2 separate regions of the Homo sapiens genome follow, and region 1 is linked to region 2. Evidence: chromatin loops called from intact Hi-C (ENCODE). Cell type or tissue: CD14-positive monocyte. All regions are shown on one strand. Links, peaks and the distances in the headings refer to the core of each region. The heading gives the core; the rest is flanking DNA.

Region 1 (11,525 bases), core at 2,184-10,183, 81 kb after region 2:
TCCTTGGAGACCAAACATGCGTATTTAGAAGACAGATGGCCAAGGCTTAACAGCCTAAAGCCAAGGGTCAGAGAAAGACTGATGGGCCTAAGATTGCCACTGTAGCCTCAGAGAACACTAGGAACTGGAACTAAAGATTCTAAAATCTGTGCTTTCTGACAGAGCTCCTGAGATGCTGATCTAAAAACATCATTTATTTTCAACTGCTGAAAGAGGATGTCTTTAAATGACTTCATTCATCTTTAATTAAATATGAACTTCTTTCTGTGAATCGTAAGGGGCTGTCCATGATCCATGGATTCAGACATTGAACTGAGTATGCAACTGAGACCGGCCTTTTCTGGGCATCGTTATAATGTGGGTGGAGTAAGGGAAGATGAAGAAACTCGAAAGAAAGCAAGAGTTATAGCATCCTATGAAGACAGGAAACTTAAATAACCAACTTCCAGCCTTGAACACATTTTTGGTGGGGGTAGCACTGGCATTTGGCAAGAATCTCTTTCTGTCTCTTTTCCATTTTTGCTCTGCTTAAAGTACTGATGACAATAAGAGTGTTTATATAGTATCTTATGTTTTAATAAATGCATTCTTATATATTAGCTCACTTGCTTCTGATTTTATCAACATAAAATATTTATTGACTCCCCTACTGCATGACAAATCATTTGCTTAATATCTTCCCACTCTTCATCAGGCTAGATTTATTCTTCTCCCCTTTACACTAACACAATTCAATGTTTTCCTGAATCAAAACAACAACAAATACAAAGTGAAGTAAAAAAAAAAAAGTTCTTATCTGCTATTATCTCTTCAATAGCTTATAAATATGAAAGCTCTGACAATATTATTTTGTGGGTGCAGTAAAGAGGATAGGAAAGATAAAAAGAGGTATTAAGAGAGAAGAGAGGGTTCCCATCCAGATGAGAAAGTTTAAGTCCTGGGTTTTATGCTAAGTGAGGGACACTTATAGTGACCTTGCGCTTTCCTCTTCTGGGGCCAGTTTTACAAAACCAACAAGAAATCTAGAATGTGACATAGTTGAAATTTCTAATTACAATTTTTTTAGGTCCCAATGATTGTAATGTTCTGTACATGTGAAAGTTAAGAATTCCACATTTCCATTTAAGAGATAATTATTGGCATGTCGTTACATGGGAATGTTACGCTAATAATACATTTTGATTGGTTGCTACAGGCAGAAGCTCCTGTCATTTATCAGAATTCCTGTTAAGCAGTCATCTTAAAGAAGTAGGTACAAAGGATATTAATTTGACTTTTTATGGAACCTTCTTAAATAGAACCTTGAATTTTCCCAAGTGAATGGGAAGACTTCAAAATCATATCAAACACAAATTTTAGTGGTGACGGCTGTTTTTATTTTATTTTATTTTTGTCAGATTGATCTTATTTTGCATAGTGAAAATAGAAATGAATTACTTATGACTAATGTGCTATTTTAGAGCTTGATGGAAATTTAGAAGCGATCTGGACTTTTTATAGTTGAAGAATCTGAAGCCCAGAAAGACAAAACAAAACTTGCTCAAACCGGTTCCATAACTAGTAGAAACAGTAAGTGAAACTAGTTCTTACTATCAGTCAAATGCTTTTCCTGATATGGCATTTAGCCATTCTCAAATCTTTACAAACTCCTATTGGCCAGACAATCTGCTGGTGGACTAAAACATCTATGATGACTTTCCTTTCCTCCTGCTGGCATCTCCTTGCATAAGGTGTTGGAGTTTCCTAACCCTCATAAACACTGTGGGTGTACCTCTCTGTGAGACACACCCTATCTCCACAGATGGGGTCTTCAGGGTGATTTTTGACCTCCCCAGCCTCTTGGGGTCCTTAATCCTGAGGCTGACTCTTGGCCTGGCTTTACATTTGTGGTCTCTGGCTTTAATCCCTGAAGCTGTGCTAGAAATAAATTTTAAGGGTAAAAAGAGAGAGCAAACTTTGTTAAAATATTTTGCTATAGCATTTACTTAGATTTGAGATTTTTTTTTCTACTTTAAGTTCTAGGGTACATGTGCACAACGTGCAGGTTTGTCACATATGTATACATGTGCCATGATGATATACTGCACCCATTAACTCGTCATTTACATTAGGTATATCTCCTAATGCTATCCCTCCCCCCTCTCCACTCCCCCCACCCCCACACATGCACACATATGTTTATTGCGGCATTATTCACAATAGCAAAGAATTGGAACCAAGCCAAATGCCCATCAATGATAGATTTGAGATTTTTATTGGGAATTAATATTTTAAATTAGGATGGAGAATAGTAAAACTGGAAAGAGAGGATAAATGGAAAAGATGGAGGAAACAGAACTAGATAATTGGAAATCCCATGTTGACAGATCTCAAATAATGTGGATTGATCAGATAAAACAATTATATCAAAGGCCAGAAAACTTACCTTATATTGCACTCAGCAATTTATAAACTTCTTTCACATTTACTGTTATTTGATCCTCACAACAGCTCTGTAGGACAGCAATAATTATAAATAGTTATAATTTATCAATAAGAAAACTACAATTCAAATATGTTTAATGGCTTGCCCACATTCACATAGCTTGTAAGTGGCAGAGACAGAACCCAAACCACAAGTCTTCTGGCTGCAGATCACATATTCTTCTAAGTATACCACTATACTTGACTGCAAAAGACTCAGATGCATTAGGGGACTCAGCTGGATGTAACTTTGTGGCCCTTACGGCAGAAGTCATAGGTTTGGTTCCTGTGCATGCTGGTAGCTATTATAGCTGAACAGAAAACTCCTATTTTCATGGAGAACAAGGTATCCGTGTATATGATGTGAACTGATTACCTTTACTAAAAAAAATGGAGGCTGCCATCTAACTGGTAGAAAACTAAACCGTCTTTGTACATGAAGAATAGTAAATGTTTATTATCATCTCTTGGGATATTTAGTTGGGATACTGCTTCAAGATTTGGATTTGCAAAACCAGCACTCTAGTCCAGGGTTTCCCAATTCCCAGGCTGCAGACTGGTGCCAGTCTGTGGCCTGTTAGGAACCCGGCTGCACAGCAGGAGGTGAGCGGTGGGAGAGCAAGGATTACTGCCTGGCCTCCACCTCCTGTCAGATCAGCACAAACCCTGTTGTGAACTGCACATGCAAGGGATCTAGGTTGAGCATTCCTTATGAGAATCTAAAGCCTGCTGATTTAAGATGAAACAGTTTCATCCCCAAACTATTCCTGCCTCCCCCCATGGAAAAATTGCCTTCCAAGAAACTGGTCCCTGGTGACAAAGTTTGAATTTATGTCCCTGCTACCAGGTAAATGCTTTAAGATATGGTTGCGGATATCATGGAAAGTATGAAGATGTACATACTCCAGAATCATATAATTTTTAATTTTTTTCCATGGACATTAGTAGCTATTATCAGCTAAAGGTCCTGTGAGAATCTGGTACAAGAAAAAAAATTCCTTCTTGACATGAATAATTTTAGGCCTCATGTATGTAGCAAGGTCATCAGGTTGAACTCCCTGGGTAGAAACACTAGCAACACTGTGATCTTCAAAAAAAAAAAACATTTTTCTCTAGAATAGTGCCCTGGAATCTTTAGACTTGATTAGTTTATTTCAAGGAAGGATTTGAGGGGAAAAAATATCTCATTTGCCTGGCAGCGTATCATTCCTGGGGGAACACATGTTTACATTTGCTGAATTAGACAACTCCACAGCAGTTATTGGAGAGCTAAAGATATATTAATATTGAAATGTAGGCAACCACATGTTGATAATGAGCCCATTTTGTGTCTTGGCTTGTGGAAAAGAATGTGAAAATGCCTTATTCTGTATTATTTTTTCCTTCTGACAGTACTGATACACTGCCGCAGGCAGTCTAAAAATAATAGCATGAGGTTAACTGACAATTGCAGGTATATTTACACTGCTATTCTGATATTAGCATGCTGCTTAAAAAATACCACTGGAGGTAATACAGTATGTATTCAAATAATTTTTTTATTAGAGATAAAAAAACTGATAGAAAAGACAAAGATCATTCTTTTAAATGATCAATAGAAATATCTGTGGTTATTTTAAAATCTGCTGCAAATAAACTAAGATTTTCTCAAAATCTTTGCCCGATGGATTAAGAGCAAGAGCAAGAGATTCCATGAGAATGGTGTCATCAAATGTGCCTCCTTACACACACACACCCACCCCTCTGCATGCGCACCCGCACAGCTGTGTGTGCACACACACACCAAACAGTTTAAGTCGTGATTTGGAAACCCCCTGAATCTCTAAGGAAGCCTCTTGTCTCTGTGGCATTGCGTCTACCTCTGACATCAATATTGATTACTTTTCTGGACCATTATATTGTTTTGTCTTTGGATTTATTTGCTTGTAGGCATCATTCTTTTATTCAAAAATTATTATTGATTAATGTGCTGAATTTTTTCACCATCAAGATCCACTTTCCACCCTCGTGTTCTTCCTGTTGACTGCATTAACGGGCTTGCTGGCCTCTACGTGGATTCAATCAATGAAAGCTACCAGCAGAATATTGGAGTGACTTTGAAGTACGTATTTCCCTGCAATCACCCCCCATAGGGCTCCAGGTCTGTTCCTCTAACAAAGGCTACCGCTCCTCTCAGGAGCCCTTTCCTAAAGCCACAGTTCCCACTAGGTTTCAGGTAAGTCTCCCATTCCCTTCCCATTGGGCAAGATGAGGTAAGGGCTTTCTGCTGTTGCCAGTCCCATATGCCTCATCTCTAGTTTTTTCTCTTAACCTTGAGTAATTATTTTATTGAACCCTCTTCAGTTACCCTGTTTGGGTATTACTTCTGTTTCCCTTGAGGACCCTGAACTGAAAAAGATGCTGTGTACAGGGACTACAATAGCCACTGGATTATAAAAGGTTGTAAAACCCAATATTCTCAAGGAACTGATCATAGACAAGGTAGAGTTACACACAGAGCAGTACAGAAACACTGACAAAGGCTATCTAAATCGAGTTCGGAGTGGTGCTAAGGAACCTTTTTTTTTGGAAGAGATGATGCTTGATGTGAAACCTTTTATTACTGAAAAATTCAAATACCTAAAAATGGAAAGAATATTGTAATAGGCTTCTCAGCTTCTACATAACCATTACTCAGTTTCAGTAATCATTAATTCCATCAGCTCAAGGCCAATTTTATTTATCTTATCCACTTCGCCGTCTCCTCCCCAGATTTATTTTGAATTTTTTTGTGGACAGCATATAATTACATGTGTATCTCCAAAATATAGGTACAGTATCACCATCTTCCAAAAAAATCAATGATTAAAGGCCCTTAATATTATTGAATACTCAGTGCTCAAAATTATCTAATTATATTATAAATGTTGTTTTTCCAGTTTATTTATCTGAATTTGGATCAGCTAAGGTCCACATATTATTATAATTGGCCTTTCCTATTCTATAGGTTCTTTTTCCATGTATAATTTTTCCTTAGAATTTCTTTGTTGGAAAACCCTGGATTATTTAACCTATAGAATTTCCCTCTGTCTGGATTTTCTTGATTGCATAACATGTTTATCTCTATTTTCTATAACTTGATTGTAAGAACTAGAGCTTAATCTGACCCAGGTTCAACTTTGGTTTTGGTGGGAGGCAAGATTACTTCATAGGTTGGCAGTATGTACTTTTGTCAGAAAAAGTATAATTGGTTGCTTCTCATGTTTTTGATGTTAAGAGCCATTGATAATCATTGCCCTAGAGCAATGGTTTTCAAACTTCAGTGTTCATCAACATCACTTGGAAGACTTATTAAACCCCAAACTGCTGGGCTCTACCCCAAATCTTCTGATTCAGCAGGTCTGAGGTAAGACAGAGAACTTACATTCCTTACAACTGCCCAGTTGATGTTAGAGCTCTACTGGCCCAGTGACCAGATTTTTAGAGTTGCTCCAGTTAGCTTATCGATTCATTAAGGACCATCTCAAACATTTCGCATTCCAATCCCAGACCTGCAATCAGCAATTTATGCACGGATCCCTGTTTCTTCATAGTAAGATGTCTAGTTTAGAACCCGTATTCTGAAGACCAAAGACACTAATTTCAGCTGGGATGTACATTGTTTTGAGACATTGTGGATGGTTGAGTTGGGAAATATTTTTCAAAGAAAAACAAATCGTGACTTTGTATTGACAGTTCCAATCAAAATTCAAGACTACAGTTCAAGACTACTTAACCTTATTATGTGTTACAATAGTGTTTCTTTCTTTCACTTGAAAGATCCGTGCTTTCAATAACACCAGCATAATTCTCATTTGTTTATCCCATAGTAATCACACAACAACCTAAGAATAACACTACCAACATGTCCACTAACTATATGCTTTCTCAAAATAGTCTGATCGTAGTGGGTGTTTTTGTTTGCTTGTTCTCTTTTATTCTACTTTTAATCCTTAGGGCATGTCCTCAGAATGTGCAATTAAATTACCATGTTTTAAATTCACTTGAATTAGTTCCTTTCTGTATAGTTATGCCCGCACTGTTTATACAGTTGGGTCATTTTTATACTTTTATTTTTAATTTTTAGAGATTGTATTTTATAAATTAAGCTTGCTTTGAAATTATGAAAAATATTTACAAGGGTCCAAAATTAAATTGTGTTTTATTTATTTATTTATTATTAAAGACAGTATCTTGCTCTGTCACTTAGACTGGAGGGCAGTGGCATGAGGATAGATCACAGCAGTGTTGAACTCCTGGTCTCGAGTGATCCTCCCTCCTTGGCCTCACAAAGCACTGGGATTACAAGGCACGAACCCTTACGACCACCCCAGAATCAAAGTTTTGAAGCAAGTTATAATAAACGAAGCTTAGCTTTCATTTCTGGTTATTTCACTCTAATTCTTCTCTTTCCCCACAAGTAAATTTAAAAGTTTTGAAAATATCTTCTGGCATTTAGGAAGGTTTGCATTTTTTGTTTTAATAATTACTTTTATATTTATTTTAATAAATCCTTTGTAATAGTAATTTCCATTCCTCCCTTTCTGGCTATTGACTATTGTTTCCTACTATGAGCACTAATGCAACCAACTAGTGACCTGTTTCTCTTTCTTTCTTCTCTCGAATCCAGCATTTGTTGATGTAATATCCTTGTAGACCTAATGAATACATATGAAATAATAAATGAGTTTATTGTACTTATCTATATTTGATTCTTGTATTATAGCTACATTATTAGGGCACACAGACATTTTATTGTTATAATCATCAGCCTTGATTCTATAGAAAAAATATATTTAGTGCTACCTCTTGTACTTATGTCAAAGCCTCTTAAGTCATTTTCATTGTATGAAGCTCATTCTCTAATAGATTATTCAGAGAAGGTTTAAGGGAATAATATCCCCTCAATAAACACACACACACACACGCACACACATATGCATGTATATATCTCCAGTCAGTTAGTAGAATATTTCTTAATGTTGGCATTATAGATTTAATTCCCAGCTAAATGGTATACCCTTTCAGTGTTTAGTTTTAAGACTTTTTATTATTGTAAAAGATTTTCCTGAGTTATAGTTTTAATATTTATTCTGTCCATTGCTTTAGTTTTCCTCTTCAGAGACTACTAGTATATTTATGTTGAATCTCTTGCTTTTCTTCTGTATTCATCACTTACTCTCAAATGCTTTTTAGTAGTCTTTCAAAATTCTATTATCTATAAAACTTCCTCTTTTCCATATCCTATTTCTCTTAAGGCATATTTTGTTGTGTTTATTTACTTTTGTGTTTTTTCCTAACTTTAGAGGTAGTTATTTTTTCTTTTATTTCTAATTCTTTCCTGAATTCTTTTACCTCTCTTTTTAAATCCTTTTCTTAATCATCTCACTTCTGAGTTTTTAAATTCTGATATATTAGATTCTGATATATGTTGTTCTTTATAGATTCTAGAATTCTCTTATTTTTAGCTCATTTTGAAACATTAGGTTCTTCATCTGTTTTGTGGGCATAATTTTCTGGTGTGCTTTCCTTATTTGAGAGATTTTTTTTCACTATTTTATTTTTTATACTAATTTTATGTAAGATCCTGTGGCATTCTTTTGCTGCTCTTCATTGTTAAGTAAAATGACTTTTTATGTACTTTTAGAAGAGAAGATAGATCAAAATAGCTACCTCTTAGATCCTCCTCCTCTGCTACTCTTCTCAGTTTTATCTTCACCTTGTTTTTCCTTACTCTTATAGTCCCTGTTCTGCTCTCTGTGGCTTAGAATACCAGCAGTTTCTCCTTAGGGCTAAGCTCTGTAATGTAAGGGTTGATTTGTCTGTCACTTTTGAGAGTTTATAGACCCCAGACCCCAAAACTCTCTGGGACCATCAGATCATTCTTTAGGCCACTTGTATTTGCCCTCATTACTCTCAAAGTGGAACTTTCAAAATCCTCTCCCATTGTCTCCTGTTGTTCTCAGAAAAGCCCACTGTGCTTTCTAGGGGTGCCTGATAGTTGGGAGTTTCCAGCTCTCAGGGTCATCAGCAGTCCCTTTGTCTTTCCTCTGATTTCAGCCATACTGTTTTGATACCATATAGGTCTTGTAGTTTTTCCTAACTTAGCCCCACCAAATTATATTTTAGAGTTACATTTGTGATCTAGACTTATTGCAGATGTAGTCTATGAGGTCTTGTTTTTCCTACTGTAGTTCCTCTGAGTATCTTAATAGGAGGATTCAGGGAGCTTTCAGGTATTCCAGAACACTTCTTGAACTGATTCTTGGCAAGTTGGCTGGGTGTGTAGGAGGGAGGTCTAGGAAGGAGAGCAAAGAAGGGAAAGGGGAGAGTTTCTGAATAAAAATAGAACATGAGAAGGCAGGAAGGTGTAAAACACCGTGATGCAATAGTAGAGCTGTATTCTGGTTCAGTACCAGTAAAAGGTTTGTGTGAGGTAATGGAAGGAATGAATTACTGAGACAGAGGGGGTGTGACCACAATGAGCTATCTGTGCTAACCTGGGAAGCCTGAACTTTAACACTATAGGGAGCTGTTGAAAGGAGGCAAAGCAAAGTGACATTAGATTAATAATTTGGAAAAGTTTCCTTGGCAGCAGTGTAGAGAATGGCCTTGAAGTAGTCCTGGGGCTAAACAGGAATCCTCTCTCCTGCCCATGTTAGGAAACTGGTAAAGTGAGAAGGGATGGGGACTAAACCAAAGCAGTGGTGGATGAAAAAGAATTGCTGTTTGTTATGTTAAATCTATAGGGTGTGGTAAATTGTTGGATATGAAAGGACAAGTTTGGATGTGCAGGATAAACCTAAAATGAGTCTTAAACTTCTGGGCAATATCTTGGTTCCTAAAATACTCACCATTCTACTTCTTGCATCTCTTATTCTTGTAGGGTTGTTCTGATACTTCTGAAAATGGTAATTTTGGAGATGTTTGTTTTTCTGATTTTTACCCGGTGAGCTTAGTGATAGAAAGCGTTCTGTGTATGACTTATTTCAAACTTTTATAAAATAGTCTGTAATCTACAAAGTAATACAAAGAAGACACAGGATTATTTTTCCTTAACACATGCCTGAGCTGGTTATCTCCCTTTCGGAATTTGGTGGCAATATTTATATTTATATTAGCATTCCAGTTTTCTTCTTTGAGACAAGGGGAAAATAGGATAGAAGAAGAAAGAGTCAGGAAGTTGATAAGGTTATTCCAAACTAGATTGTGACATCACAGAAACTAGGTAATTAAAGGAGGGCACAGGAAAACAACTGGAACTGTACTTCTATCCCTTTGATGCATCTCAGGAAAAATTCCACAGACCTGCTACTTTTTTTTTTCTTTTTTTTGAGACAGAGTCTCGCTCTGTCCCCCAGGCTGGAGTGCAGTGGCAGGATTTTGGCTCACTGCAAGCTCCGTCTCCTGGGTTCACACCATTCTCCTGCCTCAGCCTCCCCAGTAGCTGGGACTACAGGCGCCCGCCACTATGCCCGGCTAATTTTTTGTATTTTTAGTAGAGACGGGGTTTCACCATGTTAGCCAGGATGGTCTCCATCTGCTGACCTCGTGATCTGCCCATCTGGGCCTCCCAAAGTGCTGGGATTACAGGTGTGAGCCACTGCGCCCGGCCAGACCTGCTACTTAAAGTATGGTCTGAGGCAGCAGCAAGGACATCTCCAGGAAGCTTGTTGAAAATGCAGACTCTCAGGTCCCACCTCAGACCTACTGAATCAATATCTACATTTAAAAAAGATCTCCAGGTGATTTATTTGAACATTAAAATTTAACATCACTGCTCTAGACCATGTGAGGAAGTAAACTTTTTGTTAGTCTACCTTAACTCTCTGAAAATAGCAAGAGTCTTTATTACAGCGAAGCATTCATTTAGTGAATATTCTTCAGGAATTGGAAGAGCGAATGTAAGGAGGGTGTATAAAAGAGCAGTTTAGGATTTGTGTTCAGTAGGGAATCAGTTTACTTAGGTTCAACATCTGGCTTCACAACTAATTTGTTATGTGACTATGGAAAAGATACTTAATCTTTCTACACATTGGTATCCTCACTTAGAAATTTAATTAAGAGTGCTTACTTCCTAAGATTGTTGTGAGGATCAAATGAAATAGTATGTAAAAAGTGGTTAGCACAGTTGCTGGTGCACAAGAAATGTGTCATTATCTATCGTTATTAAAAACGTAATAGTATTAAAATGTCTTACATCTTGGATGTGTATAATACTTTTATTAGAATTAACGATGCTGTGCAGGGACCTCATTTTTGTTCAAATATACAACACTGTCAGTGAATATAGCACTTTACATACACCTGAAAATGCTTCTCAGAGAAAGGTAAATCTTCAATATGATGGTTCTATGTATTTGTATTATATGATTTCCTGGAAAAGGTGAAATATCAACATTAGAACCTACAAATTTTTAAAACCTGTCTAGGTGAGCTAAACAAAAAGCAGTATTTACTTTTTTTAAAAAAGAATCTTGAACTTCAGAAAGCTTGAGTCAGTCTTCACGTTTCTATTCACTCTGTTTTATATGTTTTTGGTATCTACATTCTGATAAAATCTTGATGAAATTTTACTTTAGATGCTTCATGATTCAGCCATTGTTAACGTCTTGAGACATTCTGAGCCAATCATGTCAGAAATCAGCAACAACCATACAAAACATTGCATCTAACCACAAACTAATGAACAAAGGCAGAACACTAGACACAAACCCTTAAGCTTTTATATGCTTCGGGAACCTACCTGATTTATTCCGTTTTCACCCAAACATTTTAAAAGCCATGTTAATCCCTAGCAAACATTTTTATCTAGAGAGGCCCATACTATGGAGGGTAGAATGAGGTTGGAGAAATAAGCCCCAGATTGTATTTATTTCTTATTACAGAGCTCAGCATTTTTATGTTCTCTCATCAACAAAAAGACTCCCCCCTACACACCCTTGGTGTTTTCTATTTATGTTCACCTGCTACTCAATTAGCACCCCATCAAAACCCTCGCTTGCAGGGGGTTTATTGCAGAACACTGCACTGCAGCCCTTAAC
Region 2 (11,525 bases), core at 1,122-9,121:
GGGCTTTTCCACTTAATCTCTTTTTTAAGTATGACTCAGCTTACTTTTCTCATGTTTCTTTGTTCCCAGTGCTTAGTGCTAACCTGCTTTTTATCTTATTTCAAGACACCAATAAGCACCTCTGTGTGTGGTGTTTATTGGCATCTTAAAATAGGAGAAAAAGTTGGTGGGGAGGAAACATTCTAGCACAGGGTACCAGCATCTCTAACATCTGTTTTCCCAAGGCAACACTGACTCACGCCCATTTTATTAAATTAATGCCTACATCTCAGTGGACTTCTTTGTCTGGAAAATGTTCTTATTTGTCATGTATCCTGTGTAGAAGGATCCATGTATCTAGACTGTAATTATATAATTTTAAAAATTTATTTTATAAGAGCAAACACTGAGAAGTGTAAAGCTTTATTTTATAGTACCACGTGTTGACCTATACTTTGAATTCAAGTGACTATATATGTGCTGGAGATGGCAAGGACTGGAAAGAGGAGAGGTATAGAGGTATGGGAGAAATTTTTTGTTTGTTTATTTTTTGTTTTATTGAGATGGAGTCTCGCTTGGTGCCCCAGGTTGGAGTGCAGTGGCACAATCTTGGCTCACTACGACCTCTGCCTCTTGGGTGCAAGCGATTCTCCTGCCTCAGCCTCCCGAGTAGCTGAGACTACAGGCACCCACCACAACGCCGGGGTAATTTTTGTTTTTTTAGTAGAGACAGGGTCTCACCATATTGGCCATGTGGGTCTCGAACTCCTGACCTTATGACCTTCCCGCCTCGGCCTCCCAAAGTGCTGGGATTGCAGGCGTAAGCCCCCGCGCCTGGCCGGGAGAAAAATCTTATGATTGATAACTATTTGTATAGTAGCAACATTTAAAAAAAATCTGCACTCCACAAAAGTAAAGTGCAACTTATTATATAATATACTTTAGGTGTATTCTTAGTAAACAAACACATAGCCATTATATCCTCTCTTTTAAGATCAGTATTCCATATGAATAATTTCTGTCTTCCTGAAACACATTCATTCCCATCTCTCAGAAAATGTGCAGTGGAGAGCTAAGCCCTTTCCTTCTGCCTCTAATGTGGTGGTCCTGTACTTTGAGGGAGAACCCGTAGTTAGCAAAATTGGAGAAAAAATGAAGTGCCAGCTCTTTTCATTACTGACAGAGAGGGCTTAAATTTGATGAACCTACTCCCCTGGGGCTGGAGAACAATCGTCACCTCTCTGAAGAGTGGTATGGGGTGAGGAGGCAGGCATTTCCTTCAGCGCCTCTCCTTGCACCTGGTCTCAAAAGAACATGTCCTGGACCCATCATCCACTGCTGTTCCCTGGCCATTTTCTTTGCTTATTTACCTCTGATACTTGTTTTGTGAACAGGAGATTTATGTGGGAAGAAAATTTGTATCTTGTGCCAGAGTCACTTAATACATATTACTTAATAGTGAAATAAGAGGTTCGTCTATACATAATATAAAAACAAAACAGAACCTAACCTACATCAACTTAGCTAAATTAATAGAGAAAGGTCACATAAAACAGTTTCACTTCATTTAGACCAAACCATCACATAGTTTTCTAATTGTGTGACTCTCAGGGTGTTGCTGCTTTAGGTGTAGCTCTGTATATTTATTCCACAAAGTGTTGTGTTGGAAATTCGAATCTACCATGGCCTTATTTGGCGGTGTTGCCTGTTTTAATTTTGAGCACCACTTCATGCACTACCAGTATGAGTGAAGTGTGCTTTTTTGTCTGATAATGTGCACACTCGCCTCCTAGACTCTTTTCTAACCTGTCCCCTGCATTGGTTGGTGTAGACATTTTTCTTTCTTTATAAAATCACTGATTGCCCCCAAGCCTCCTTATTCTTAGTTGACTACCACCATCCCTACTCCATCCCTACTTGTGAAATCCAGCCTGCTCCAATTGCGCCTTGCTGCCACCTCCGTTTGGACATTACTCCACCATTTTTCTACACATTCTTTGTGTCTCCATCATCTCTCTCTCACTGGGCTCTTCCTCTCAGCCCAGCCTATCAACATTCTCAGATCTCCTCAGACTCCCAAACCCCTGGCACCATCCACTCCTTTTGCCACTACGTTAACTTCTTCCTGAATTAGTGCTCACCTCACCCAGGGCAGGGGCTGCCTAGTTTGTTCTCTTAGCTCAGTTATTTGACCTTTCCAGTCTATCCATCATGCTTCTTACTGATTAATCTGTTTAATATCCTCATGTCATTTTAGTCTCAAAAACTTTTAATGGCTCCCCAGTGCTTAGTAGTAAAGTCCAAAGTTCTTATCTTTGTGTTTTCTTCGCTAAGCCTCCCTCATGACCTGGGTACCTGCCAGCCTTTCCAGCTTGATTTCTCTCTCCTGACCTTTGTATTCTCTGCATTTGGTCTGACTACATTGTCTGTTGCTCCCTATGTGTACATTGTGCTTCCTGATCTTCTTGTCTGGGTGCACACCATACCTCAGCCTTGATAGTTTTCTTTCTCTCTCTCTCCCTCCCTCCCTCCCTCCCTCCTTCCTTCCTCCCTCCCTCCCTCCCTCCCTCCTTCCTTCCTTCCTCTTTCTCTTTCTTTCTTTCTTTCTTTCTTTCTTTCTTTCTTTCTTTCTTTCTTTCTTTCTTTCTTTCTTCCTTTTTTGAGATAGGGTCTTGCTGTGTTGCTCAGTGGCACAATCTTGGCTCACTGTAGCCTCAACCTCCTGGGTTCCAGCAATCCTCCCACCTCAGCCTCCTGAGTAGCTGGGAACACAGGCGCTCGCCACTATGCCTGGTGAATTTTTGTATGGTTTTTAGAGATGGGGTTTCACCATGTTGCCCAGGCTGGTCTTGAATTCCTGAGCTCAAGCAATCTGCCTGCCTCAGCCTCTGAAAGTGCTGGGATTACACGTGTGAGCCCCCGTCCACCTGGCCCTGGATAGTTTTCTTCCTTTCAAGTTTGTCTGCTTTCCCCCAGCCCCTGCTACCTAAATTCTGTGTTAATGTCCAACTCAAATTTAATCTCTCCCAAAAGCCATCCTTTGCTGGAAATGCTCATTTCACATCAATGGCCTTTGCTTTTGCTTTTGCTTTTCCTTCCTTCCTTCCTTCTGCTTTCTCTCTCTCTCTTTCTTTCCTTTCTCTTTTTTTTTTTTTTTTTGATGGAGTCTTGCTCTGCTGCCCAGTTTGGAGTGCAGTGGTGCAATCTCAGCTCTCTGCAACCTCCACCTTCCAGGTTCAAGCAATTATCCTGCCTCAGCCTCCCAAGTAGCTGGGATTACAGGTGCCTACCACCGCACCTGGTTAATTTTTGTATTTTCAGTAGCACTGGGGTTTCACCATGTTGGCCAGGCTGGTCATGAACTCCTGACTTCAGGTGATCTGCCCACCTTGGCCTCCCAAAGTGCTGGGATTACAGGCATTAGCCACCGCGCCCAGCCTCAATGGCCTTTTCTAAGAGGCGTTGTTTGTACACCTCTTATAGTACTTGTTCACTTTGTACTATGTTAGCTTTATTTATATACCTGCTTCATCTTTTGTACTGCAGTGCTAGCTCTTTAGGGTAGTTTACATTTACTTTTTTGTCATGTGTTTCGTGCTACCTGTCTTTAGCACAATATCTGAAAAATGTGAATGATGTATTTATTGAATGAGTGAATGAACAAATCAATGAATGTCTCCAGAAGAAAGAAGTCCTGATGGAAGTATATCTCATATCCTACCTCAGTGTCTAAGTGTGAATAAATTAAAATAATTACCCTCAGCACATCAACTCTTCCAGATATTTTGTAATTGCTCTTATCATGTAAAACATATTAAGATAATTGGGCTCAATGTGTTTATGAGCTATAAGATGTATTACTGCCCCAGACTGAAATTTGTTTCCATCTAGATTAGTAACACTGCTTTCTAACGACCTCTGCATTTTGCAGCAGAAGTCATTAGGGTATTTATCGGAAATAGAAATCAGATGGAAAAATCATCACATCTTTTCCCCTTCTCTTCACCTTCACTTGAATGCAGAAAATAGTATCTTCAAAACATTTACTGTTCTATGGCTTTTAAAGAAAACTCCAAATTTAAAATACAAACACATTGTGTGCCTTTCTCATAGTCTGACCTATAAAATTGCACACTTTAAAGTTATTTTGAAACTCGGAAATAGAAATGGGAGCATCAAAATGCAACATTGTCAACACATTAAAAATTTTGTAGGTCTGAGCTTTCAGAAAGGGACTTATTATTTTCATTCCTTCTGCTGAAACTCCCATTTATATGGCATTGCCTTCCCCAAGGATCCCCAATAAGCTTCACCCATTTCCCCACCACTGAAACAGAGAGGTACCCCTAGGCTGGAGAGCAGCTCCCATTTAATAGTGCATAACAACAGAACCAGGGCTGTCAAGCTCTGACAGCTTGAATGAGGGAAGATTTCAAACAATTATGAGTGGGATTTTAAATTCCTCACCTGAAATACACTGAAATACATTGCAGAGTTTTTATCACAAAAGGGAGATACCTTGGAAACTGCCTGAAAATTTAAGAAAAATTTAACAGAAACTTGGCAGGTGCTCATTACACAACAGTTGAGAATAAGAAATGAAATGGTGCACTGAAGGGATTTAGAGAGGTAGAACATAATCATTGATGTAAGAATGAGGCCAGGACCCAGGAGATGCAATCCCTGCCCTTTGTTACAAGACCTTGGGGATTGCAAGTGTCTAAACCCTTCCTCGTTGTTTTGTGTTTTGTCCTAAGCCAAGCAGTATTATCCTTATTAGGTAAAAAACAGGTATTGTTTAGTCTGGTAAAGCCCATTCAGGACTTGACAGAAAGGGACATTACTGCCATTAATCCACCATTCTTTAAAAAATATTCATTCATCCTTAATAGGACCCTGATTCACTATCAGTGCTTGTAGATCTGTTTTGTTGATGAGGACTTTAAGTGAATAAATACAAATTGTATTGTAATCAGGTTCAAGGTGAGGTAGTTTTTGATGAGGCGTGCCCTCTCTTCTTTCCAGACAATATCAATGTGTTCTAATGACTTGCCAGCTTTACTCTTTTAGTATCTTGTAATTTCTTGAACATATTGCCTGACAATTTATTTAGACTATTTTGAATTCCAGGACTCCTAAAATACACTTTTGTGAGCAACTTTGCTACGTCCTATCTTTATAACAAATTATTTAAAAACCCATTGAAGTGAAGAATTTAACAGGTGACCTAAATGAAGTTAAGTCATTCTAACCACTTCCTTGATTTTGCTGAATTATTTTAATTTTCTTGCTTTTTTCCCCCAAGCACAAAGCAACTCTTTATTGTCCTAAACATCCAGGCTTTGACATGAGAACCTCAAACATATAATAAATATAATAACGTATAATATAGTATTTAACATATAATAGAATATAATACAAACACATTGCATGCCTTTGTCATATTCTGACCTATAACACTGCACACTTTAAAGTTATTTGAAACTTGGAAATAGAGATGGGAGCATCAAAATGCAACATTGTCAACACATTAAAAAATTTTATGTATGTGGTTGATCCGCTTGCCTTGAACTTGTAAAGAGTTGGGATTACAGGTGTGAGCCATTGCACCCAGCTGTTTACCCACTTTTTAATTGGGTTGTTTGTTTTGCTCTGGTAAATTGACGTTCCTTATAGATGCTGGGTATTAGGCCTTTGTCAGATGCATAGATTGCAAGTATTTTCTCCCATTCTCTAGGTTGTCTGTTTACTCTGTTGATAGTTTCTTTTGCTGTGCAGAAGCTCTTATGTTTAGTTAGATCCCACTTGTCAATTTTTGCTTTTGTTGTGACTGCTTTTGGTGTCTTTGTCATGAAATCTTTGCTTGTTCCTGTGTGCAGGATAGTATTGCCTAGGTTGTCTTCCAGAGTTTTTATAATTTGGGGTTTTACATAATCCATCACATAAACAGAACTAAAGACAAAAACCACATGATTTTCTCAGTAGACACAGAAAAGGCTTTTGATAAAATTCAACACCCCTTCATGTTAAAAACTCTCAACAAACTAGGTATTGAAGGAACATGGCTCAAAATAATAAGAGCCATCTGTGAGAAACCCGCAGCCAACATTATACTGAATGGGCAAAAGCTGAATGCATTTCCCTTGAAACCCAGCACAAGACAACTATGCCCTGTCTCACCACTCCTGCTCAACATAGTATTGGAAGTCCCAGCCTGAGCAATCAGGCAAGAAAAAGAAATAAAGGGCATCCAAATAGGAAGAAAGTCAAACTATCTCTGCAGATGACATGATTATATATTTAGAAAACCCTATAATCTTGGCCCCAAAACTCTTTCAGCTGATAAACAACTACAGCAAAGTTTCAGGATAAAAAATCAATGTACAAAAATCACCAGCATTCCTATACACCAATAACAGCAAGCCAAGAACCAAATCAAAAAGGCAATCCCATTCAGAATATCCACAAAAGGAATAAAATATCTAGGAATACAGCTAACCAGGGAGGTGAAAGATCTCTACAATGAGAATTACAAAATACTGCTCAAAGAAGTCAGAGAAGACACAAACACATGGAAAAACATTCCATGCTCATGAATAAGAAGAATCAATACTGTTAAAATGGCCATACTGTCCAAAGCCACTTACATATTCAGTGCTATTCTTATCAAACTACCAATGACATTCTTCACAATATTGTTAAAATGGCCATACTGCCCAAAGCAATTTACAGATTCAGTGCTATTCCTATCAAACCTGTGAAGAAATGACATTCTTCACAGAACTAGAAATAAAAGTATTTTAGAATTCATACAGAACCAAAAAAGAGCCCAAATAGCCAAGGCAATCCTAAGCAAAAAGAACAAAGCTGGAGGCATCACATTACCTGACTTCAAACTATACTGTAGGGTTACAGTAACCAAAATAGTAGGCTACTGGTGCAGAAACAGCCACATAGATTAATGCAACAGAATAGAGAGCACAGAAATAAGGCCACACACCTACGGCCACCTAATCTTTGACAAAGCTGACAAAACCAAGCAATGGGAAAAATACTCCCTATTCAGTAAATGGTGCTGGGATAATTGGCTAGCCATACACAGAAGACTGAAGCTGGAATCCTTTCTTACACCTATATAAAAATCAACTCAAGATGCATTATTTTAACTTTTTAAATGGGAAAGGGAAAGAAGAAGGCTTTGTTAAGAGCTGTATGGGCCCACAATCCTTACATCGAAAGCCTTTGAGGCCAGATGTGTTTTGAATTCACATTTTTTTTTAATTTTAGAAATTGAATATGGTACATATTTATGGTAACACTTTTAGTGACGTGGGCAAGATCTTGAATTATTACATTACTATTTCTGTGATAAAATGTATTGTTATCGTTTGAACGTGTCCCCCAAAGTTCATGTGTTGGAAACTTAACCTCTAATGCAAAAGTTTTGAGAGCTGGGAACTTGAAGAGGTGATTATGTCATGAGGTCTGTGCTCTCATGAATAGATTAATACTGTTATCACTGGCGTGCTATCCTAATAAAAGGATGAGTTAGGCCCTCTTCCTCTTGTTCTCATACTACTCTCTTGCCCTTCCACCTCTTGCCATGCCATAGGATAACAGAGCAAAAAGGCCCACAGTATATGCATGCCCTTTGACTTTGGGCTTCCCAGCCTCCAGAACTGTAAGAATTTCCGTTCTTTATAAATCACCCAGTTTGTGATATTCTGCTGTAGCAACATAACATGAACTAAGATAGGTATGCATATTAACTTCAGTTCAGTTCTGTTCTGCATCAGTGAAATACAAAAAATCCCTTTTGGCTTTCAGAGATTTTCAAGTTTTCAGATTGTAACTAAGGGATAGGTATATATATATTTCTTGTTTAAAACAGAAAATTATGGGCCAGGCATGGTGGCTCATGCCTGTAATCCCAGCACTTTGGGAGGCCCAGGTGGGTGGATCACGAGGTCAGGAGTTTGAGACTAGACTGGCTAACATGGTGAAACCCATCTCTAGTAAAAGTACAAAAATTATCCAGGCATGGTGGTGTGCACCTGTAATCCCAGCTACTTGGGAGGCTGAGGCATGAGAATCGCTTGAATCCAGGAGGTGGAGGTTCCAGAGAACTGTGATCATGCCACTGCACCCCAGCATGGGTGACAAAGTGAGACTCCATCTCAAAAATAAAAAAAACAGAAAATTATGAATGACAACAAAAAAACCTACAACATTCTTATTTATTTATTTATTTATTTATTTATTTATTTTGAGACAGAGTCTCGCTCTGTCTCCCAGGCTGGAGTGCGGTGGCATGATCTCGGCTCACGGCAAGCTCCGCCTCCTGGGTTCGTGCCATTCTCCTGCCTCAGCCTCCTGAGTAGCTGGGACTACAGGCGCCCGCCAACACGCCTGGCTAATTTTTTGTACTTTTAGTAGAGACGGGGTTTCACCGTGTTAGCCAGGATGGGCTCGATCTCCTGACCTCGTGATCTGCCCGCCTCAGCCTCCTAAAGTGTTGGGATTACAGGCGTGAGCCACCGCGCCCGGCCACATTCTGTTTTATTAATGAGTAAATCAAACCTCAGTCCGAGGTCAAACAGGTATGGAAGGATGAAACCAGAGTCCTTCCATTCTATTTTACCACATTGCCCTTCTTTATCCTAAAGACCCACTTAATTTGTTTTTTCCATTTTTGACCTCGTTTCTACTGCTTAATATGCATGGATCCAATGAAATCATAGGTTTCCGTCTATGCAGTGCGGGTCCTGATGCAATATTAAAATAAAAATGTATTTGATCTCAAATAAAATGTGAAATCCTCTACAAGGTCAGAATTCAAGTCCTAAAACCAGTTAAGTTAGAATGTGATAGGACTCCTTTTTCTTGTAAAAATATCATCTTAAAAACCTGACTCAGGTTTTTAAGGATGGGTATCAATGAGTACATGAAAATCTGGAAGATATCTCAGGCTTTGCCAAATATTTTTGGAAATATTCAAAGGGATGATAAAAGGAAAAGAATGTTGCAGGATTATTTTTGTTTGTAATTTTTGTCACACCAACTAAGATCAGAGGGAAAATGTCATTTTGAAGTTACGTGAAGAACATTTTTGACACCAGGCTAACTCTCCACATCTTTCTTACAAATAAAAAGAAACTCTTATACATATTCCTTTCACATAGCTATCACCCAACAATTTTTGAATTATGTGATTAAAGAAGACTTAATGATGAAATATGGGACATTTTGTAGCTTAAAGATGAGATTGCCCAAGCAGTGGTCACATTCATATTAAAGCTTCCAAATGCCACGTTCGTATTAATTTTTTCCTGGCCACGAAAAGATTTATTTTTATATATGAAAACTATAGACATAAGTTTATTTCTGAGTCCACTGAATCCTCTCCTCAAAGGGCAAAAATACTTCAATTTGACCACTCAGGAATGTGAAAGAAAATATCATGTCCCTAAAAATTCATGATTTTTTAAAGCATTTCCTTCCTTCCTTCCTCCCTCCCTTTTGCTCTCTCTTTTCCTTCCTTCCTTCCTTCCTTCCTTCCTTCCTTCCTTCCTCTTTTTCCTTCCTCTTTTTCCTTTTCTTTTTCTTTCTTTTATAGAATCCACAACTTTATTTTAAAATTTTATTTATTTTTATTTTCAACCCGGGGGGATGCATGGGCAACGTTGTTACAAGGGTATATTGCTTGATACTGAGGTTTGGCATACAGATGGTCCTGTCACCCAGGTGGTGAGCATAGTACCCAATAGGTTGTATTTGGCCTATGGCCACCTCCCTTCCTCCTGCATCTAGTAGTCCTCAGTGTCTCTAGTTCTTTATGTCTATGTGTATTCAATGTTTAGCTCCCTTTTATAAGTGAGAATATGCAATATTTGGTTTTATGTTCTGTTTAATTCACTTAGGATAATAACCTCCAGCTGTATCCATGTTGCTGCAAAGGATATAATTTTGTTCTTTGTCTGGCTGTATGTTATTCCATGGTGCATATGTACCACATTTTATTTATCCAATCCACTGTTGATGGGCACAAATGTTGATTTCATGTGTTTGCTATTGTGAATAGTGCTGTAATGAACATACAAGTGCATGTGACTTTATAGTAGAATGAATTATTTTCTTTTGGGTATATGTCCAGTAATGGGATTGCTGGGTTGAATGGTAGTTATATTTTAAGTTCTTTGAGAAATCTCCTATCTCCTCTATTTTAAGTTCTTCGGAAAGCAGTTGAGAAACTGACTTTTTAATGGTAGCCATTCTGCCTGTTGTGAGGTGGTATCTCACTTTGGTTTTGATTTGCTTTTCTTTGATGGTTAATTATGATAAACTTTTTTTTTTTCATTTCTTTGTTGGCCCCTTGTATGTCTTCTTTTGAGTAGTGTCTGTTCATGTCCATGGCCCATTTTCAAATTGGATTATTTGCTTTTTGCTTGTTGATTTAAGTTCCTTTACACTCTCGATATTTGACCTTTGTCAGATACACAGTTTGTGAATATTTTCCCCCATTCTGTAGGTTGTCTGTTTACTTTTTTGATAATTTCTTTTGGTGTACAGAAACTCTTTAGTTTTATTAGGTCCCACTTGTTAATTTTTGTTTTTGTTGCAATTGCTTTTGGGGACCTAGCCATAAATTATTTGCCAAAGCTGATGTGGAAGGTATTTCCTAGGCTTTCTTCTAGGATTTTTATAGTTTGAGGTATTACATTTACGTCTTTGATCCATCTTGACTTAATTTTTGTGTATGGTGATAAGTAGGGGTCCAGTTTCATTCTTCTGCATATGGGTAGCCAGCTATCCCAGCACCATTTATTGAATAGGGAGTCCTTTTCTCATTGTTCATCTTTGTCAATTTTGTCAAAGATCAGATGGTTGTAGGTGTATGGGTTTGTTTCTGGGTTGTCTATTCTGTTCTGTTGGTTTATATGTCTATTTTTGTATCTGTACCATGCTGTTTTGTTTTCTGTAGCTGTATAGTGTAGTTTGAAGTTGGGTATTTGATCCTTCCAGCTGTGTTCTTTTTGCTTAGGATTGCTCTGGCTATTCAAGATATTTTTTGGTTCCACATGAATTTTAGGATAAATTTTTCCAATTCTGTGAAACATGACATTGGTGTTTTGATAGAGATAGCATTGAGTCTATAAATTGCTTTGGGCAGTATGGCCATTTTAAGGATATTAACTCTTCCAATCCATAAGCATAGACTGTCTTTTCATTTGTTTGTGTCATCTCTGATTTCTTTCAGCTGTGGTCTGTAGTTCTCCTTGCAGAGATCTTTTACCTCTTTGATTAGATGTATTCTTAAGTACTTAATTTTTGTGTGTGTAGTTATTGTAAATGGGATTGTGTTCTTGATTTGGCTGTCAGCTAGAGAAGTCCCAGGAGACTTTTTGGCAGTCTTAAGGGTTTGCTATATATAGAATCATATTATCTGCAAAGAGCAATAGTTTGATTGCTTCTTTTCTTATTTGGATGGCCTCTATTTCTTTTTCTTGCCTTATCACTCAGGTGAGGACTTTCAGTACTATGTTGAC

The links. A loop is a pair of places that touch in the nucleus more often than their neighbours do. Peaks named below come from ENCODE experiments on the same cell type or tissue, not always from the same donor. Only the 100,000 strongest peaks of a DNase experiment are listed, where the experiment ranks them.
Region 1: it touches region 2 in a loop (3-fold over the local background); 3 of 110 quality-filtered maps call a loop at or near these places.

What each region holds. Positions count from the first base shown.
Region 1 is chr15:37,669,867-37,681,391 of GRCh38, reverse strand. LOC105370773 (a long non-coding RNA gene) reads right to left here and starts at 8,230. Exons shown (of 3, transcript XR_932116.3): 1 at 8,155-8,230; 2 at 2,426-2,492; 3 at 1,855-1,917. In CD14-positive monocyte, for the core only: no CTCF peak of the experiment used is centred there; no DNase peak of the experiment used is centred there.
Region 2 is chr15:37,749,453-37,760,977 of GRCh38, reverse strand. No RefSeq gene overlaps it. Among named protein-coding and RNA genes, the nearest start is that of TMCO5A, 180 kb to the left of the region's middle. In CD14-positive monocyte, for the core only: no CTCF peak of the experiment used is centred there; no DNase peak of the experiment used is centred there.